Linked DNA regions of Mus musculus: region 1 is linked to region 2. Evidence: chromatin loops called from intact Hi-C (ENCODE). Cell type or tissue: left cerebral cortex. All regions are shown on one strand.

What was found. Hi-C counts contacts between places; a loop is a spot of excess contacts. Peaks named below come from ENCODE experiments on the same cell type or tissue, not always from the same donor. Only the 100,000 strongest peaks of a DNase experiment are listed, where the experiment ranks them.
Region 1: a loop joins it to region 2, with 5 times the contacts of the local background. A loop is called at or near these places in 5 of 42 quality-filtered maps.

The regions. Positions count from the first base shown.
Region 1 is chr5:123,342,868-123,345,367 of GRCm38, reverse strand. It overlaps Bcl7a (B cell CLL/lymphoma 7A), which reads right to left and starts at 920. Exons shown (of 6, transcript NM_029850.3): 1 at 647-920. The coding sequence starts at 738. Gm15860 (predicted gene 15860) reads left to right here and starts at 226. Exons shown (of 2, transcript NR_165267.1): 1 at 226-442. In left cerebral cortex, a CTCF peak has its summit at 1,508; DNase peaks (open chromatin) are centred at 120, 248, 882 and 1,148; H3K4me3 peaks cover 1,938 bases; H3K27ac peaks cover 1,647 bases.
Region 2 is chr5:123,256,072-123,258,571 of GRCm38, reverse strand. It overlaps Wdr66 (WD repeat domain 66), which reads right to left. Exons shown (of 21, transcript NM_001370840.1): 2 at 2,326-2,500. Among named protein-coding and RNA genes, the nearest start is that of Wdr66, 3.5 kb to the right of the region's middle. In left cerebral cortex, no CTCF peak of the experiment used is centred here; a DNase peak (open chromatin) is centred at 966; H3K27ac peaks cover 783 bases.

The DNA.
Region 1 (2,500 bases), 87 kb before region 2:
TCCTAGCGCTCGCCCCCATCTTCCTTCCTCGCCCGGAGCCCTCGCTCCAGGCTGCCCAAAGCGCTAAATTTAAACGGCTCGCGCTCTGCAAACTCCGCAGACTCGAGGGCGCCGAGGCCTGGGAGGCGGGGAGCTGCGGGCGGGTCGGGGCGTAGGATGTGTGTGTGTATGTGTGTGTGTGTGTGTTGGGGGGGGGGGACACCGGCGCCGCGCCGCCCCGGGAGGAGACGGCGGCCCGCTCCGCGCTGCACAATGGAGCTCGCGCTCTGCCCGCCGCCGCCGGCATCACGGCCCCGGCGCGCGGGAAGCCGCTTTCATGTGACTTGCACAAAAAAACGAAATGGCTTCTGGGGCCGGCTGCGAACCCCCCTCTCCCGAGAGCCGAGCTCCGAGCTCCGGGCTCCTGCCGCCGCCGCCGCCGCTCTCGCCGCCGCCGCGCCAGGTGGGTGACCGGCGCCAAGCACACCTGGGCAGCGGACGCAGCCCCCGCGGGGCGCAGGTGACCCCGGCCGCGCGCCCTCGCCAACTCCGGGCCCGGGGCCGCTGCGCCCCGCCGCTCTACGCGCTGGGTCCGGGCTTGCTGGCGGCCGCGACGCGGTGCAGCGAGCCGGGGCGAGCGAGAGAGCGAGCAGGCGCCTCGGCTTACCATTTGCGCACTTTCTCGATAGCCGCCATGACCCTCTTGATATCATCTTTGGCCCGGCTCCTGGTCTCGGCTCGAACCGACCTGCCCGACATGGTTCTGGCGGGGAGGGAGAGAGAGAGGAAAGAGAGAGAGAGAGGGAGGCTGGGGGAGCGCGCCCGCCGGGTCCTGCTCGCCACACTCGCCCGCTCTCTCACTCGCGCACAGACACACACTCACACACATACGCGCACACACAAAGCCTGGTGCCGCCGCGCGCCCGGGGCCCAGTGCGCAAGCGCCGGGGCGGCAGCTGCACAGAGCGAGGGGGAGCGGCGCGGCCGCCAGCAGTGCGGCCTCCGGGTGCCGCCGCCCTCCCCGGGGAGCCTCGGGGACCTCACTCTGGGAAAGCTCTCCCGGGTAACCCCGACCTCCCAGCACGCGGGACGGGCCCGCGCCAGGACTCACCCAGAGGCCGCAGGTGCGATGGGGGGCCCCTCCCCCCCCCAAGACACACACCCTGGGGATGGCAGACTGCAGGCCGTGGGTGCTCTGGCTCGGGTTGGTGGCCGCGGGCGCGATCGTGCAAGTTTCTTGTCGGGCGTTTGAGTTCTCAAGAGTTGGAGGCGGCGGTTCGGGACGCGAGGTGATCTTAGAAAGAGTTGAGGCGCCGGTCTCTGGCCAGCTGCCCTGTTAAAATGTGCGAGCTAGAACGTCTCCTCCCCATGCTTAAACTAGAGTCGTAGGAAAGGTGCCCGAACCCGGTGGCAATTGACATTGTCTCTGGGCTTTCTTTCCCTTAGAGATAAGTTGTCCCAGTCACGGATCAACCTCCCTGGGGTTTGACCGAAAATGACAATTTAATCTTAAACGGCTCCTGGTGGAAGTGCAGTGTAATGACCCGGAGCAGCAGGTAAACTAGACTGGCCCAACACAGAAGGACTTATGAGAGGCTGTCTCCCTACCCTAGGACAGAGCTGGGTGACAGGATCTACCGCGGTCACCCAGTATAGGGACAGGTGGGTGTGCAGTTGCGGCTACACAGACTGGACCAGAGCGAATGCTTGTCCACGTGAATGCTGGGAAAAGAGATGACCTGAAGTGAGAGAGCTGCTACCTGGAGAGGAACTAGCGCAACATCAGTCATTTCACAGATGGACAAACTGAGTCAAGGAGTTATTGAAGGTTGCAGCAGTGACCTTCATCTGTGACTGCCATGATTCTAGTACCAAGCATCTCCCCCTGAAGTCTGGGGGGGTTGCAGGGGTTTGGTAGAGGGAGCTAGTGGGGAAATGGGTGTGAGAATCTGGGGAAATTTCCCCCAGGCTTCTTTTAACCACTTTAAACGCACGGTCCTAAAGCGAAAATTTAAAAATAAGAACAACAATCAGATGTGGTAGCCCACTCCTTTAATTCCAGGCAGAAGCAGGTAGAGATCTGTGGTTCAAGACCAACCTGGTTTATGTAGGTAGTTCCAGGACTACATAGTGAGGCCCTGTCTTAAAACAAAACAAAACAAAAAAACAACCCAAACCAAAACAAACAAAAGCAAAAAACCAACAACAACAACAAAACAATGGAGCCAGGCAGTGGTGGTACACACCTTTAATCCCAGCACTTGGGAAGCAGAAGCAGGCCGATTCTATGTATTCAAGACTCAAAGCCAGTCTGGTCTACATAGTAGTGAGTTCTAGGACAGCCAGGGCCACAAAAAGAAAACCCTGTCTCAAAACAAAATAACACACCCCACAAATATGTCAAAGAATCGTTCTGTGATGGATTGAAAAATGTGCCATAAATCCGAAGTCTCATGCATTTGACCCTCTGTATTTGATCATCAGATATGTGCTTGGACCCCAGGGAATTCATTTTTGTTTA
Region 2 (2,500 bases):
AGGATTAGTGGGTGTGGCCTCCTTGAAAGCAGTGTGACACGGAGGGTGAGGTTTGAGAAGCTAAAACAAGTCTCTCTCTCTCTCTCTCTCTCTCTCTCACTCACTCTGGCTCTTAGCTCTCTGCCTGCTACCTGCAGATAGATAAGGATGTAAGCTCCTAGCTCCAGCAGTCAGCAGTCTGCCTGCCTTCCTGCCAAGCTTCCCGCCTTCGTGGTCACAGAGTGACCCTCTGAAATTGTAAGCAAGCCCCCAGCAAGATGCTTTGTATTTTACAAGAGTTAGCATGGTCATCATGGCGCCTCTTGATGGCAACTGGACACTGACTAAGACGCCCCAGCAAAGGATTGGAGGTGGGGGATCCCGGAGGCTCGCCGGCCAGTCAGTATAAACGGAATGAGCTTCGGGCTCAGGGAGAGGCCACTGTCTCAACAAAATTAAAGTGTGACATGGGCAAGACTGGCTCAGCGAGTCAAGGTCTTGCTGCCATGCCTGAGCAGTGAAGGAGAAACTGACTTCTGAAAGTTGTCCTCTGACTTTCACACTGGAACATCTGTGTGACCCTCACAAGTAAAGGCACCGCAGATTTTAAAAATAAAAACAAAGGTGGTGGTGACTGAACGTTGTACAACTTTTCTTGTATTCCGGGGGTTGCGGTTCCGAGAGTTGTAACTTCCAGGCCAGCCTGGGCTACATAGCAAATCCTTCTTAAAACAAAACAGAAAAAAACAAAAACAAAACCCAACAAAACCTACTGTGAGCTGAGTTCAAAGGCTCACTCTGTGTTAAGACTAGACTCTATATAGAATCACTCTTCCAAAGGCAGAAGTCCACAAGAAAAGTAAGTGTGTGGGGTGGGGGTGGGAGGAAACGAACCAAAAAGCAAGAAATGAATCCCGACGAATACATTTCTGGAAAGCGGCAGATGGGGAAGGAGTTGGTGGGGGGAGGGGCCTCTTCTTCCTTCTCTGGGTAAATGACAATGTTTCTGCAACTCACAGATGGTGCCTCCCGGGGAGACATGTCAGGAGCCGCGAGAGGGGTGAATTTCCAGGGAAGGCCAGAGCTTTGTCATCTTCTGACTGGGGTTTGGAGAGCTGTTAAAGCTCTCTTCCCGGAGCAGAGGCAAATGAGGAGAGGGAGGGGAGGACGTGCGGAAGCGAAGGAGGAAGATCCAGTAGTATAGAAGACAGAAGAGGGTAAAGAGAGCAAGATAGGAGAGAGGAAGAGGAGGAGGAAGAGGAACGGAGGGTGGGAAAGGAAGAGAAAGGGACGTGGAGAGTCCCTTGTGAAATAATCCTCGTGCAACAGTCAAGCTATTCGGGGAATTTCCGGCCTGCCAGAGCAGTGCTATTGAACCCAGATGTCACCATCAAGTTCTAGGTCGAACACGTGGGTGTGCCACTCCCCCCCCAATACCCTCCACTATGCCCCCCCCCCCCCAGCTCTTGACAGAACTTTAAAAGACGTAGTTGGTCTGAAAAGTATTGGTTTAAAAAGATGCCCGCTCCATTCCCTCCCAAGGTTGGAGAGATGCCAAGGAGAGGACTGAGCTGGATTCTCAGGACGCCTGGTTTGTTTTTTATTTTTGTTTTATATAAGGCTAGGCTTGCCGGGCATGGTGGTGCATGCCTTTAATCCTAGCACTCCAGAGGCTGAGGCAGGCAGATTTCTGAGTTCGAGGCCAGCAGCCTGGTCTACAAAGTGAGTTCCAGAACAGCCAGGGCTACACAGAGAAAAAAAAAAAAAAAAGGCTAGGCTTGAGAGAAGTGATCCCCCGGTGCTGAGGAGGGCAGAAACAGTGGATCTTGGGGGCTTGAGGTGAGTGTCACTGGCCAAGCAGCCTAGGCTATTTCACAACCTAAATTCCAAGCCAGTGGAAAACCTTATCTAAGCACGCCTTTAATCCAGGAGGCAGAGGCAGGTGGATCTCTGAGTTTGAGGCCAGCCTGGTCTACAGAGTGAGTTCCAGGACAGCCAGGGCTACACAGAGAAACCCTGTCTCGAAAAAAGAAAGAAAGAAAGAAAGAAAGAAAGAAAGAAAGAAAGAAAGAAAGAAAGAAAGAAAGAAAGGAAGGAAGGAAGGAAGGAAGGAAGGAAGGAAGAAAGAAAGAAAGAAAGAGAGAGAGAGAGAAAGAAAGGGGGGAACATCCAATAATAAAAATAAAGGTGAACAGAGGCTAAAAAAAAGAGCCAAGGTTATCTTCTGCCTTTCACATGAATGTGGGCACACACACCCGTGCGCACACCGGAACTTCCTAGACATACACAGGTGCCTTATCTCACAATGATGTCCAAGCCTAGGAATGACATGCCATTTACACTCACCAAAGGGTACACCTTGGAGTCCTCCTCCTTCTGGAATAAGGTGTCCTCTGTGGAGACAGACACCAGTGACTCCTCCGCACTCAGTCCTTTGGACTGGAATAATTTTCGTCTTTCTTCCAGGGAGAGTCTTGCTTCATCTTTTCCTTGGGCTAAAATGTCTTCAGGCTTCTGGCTG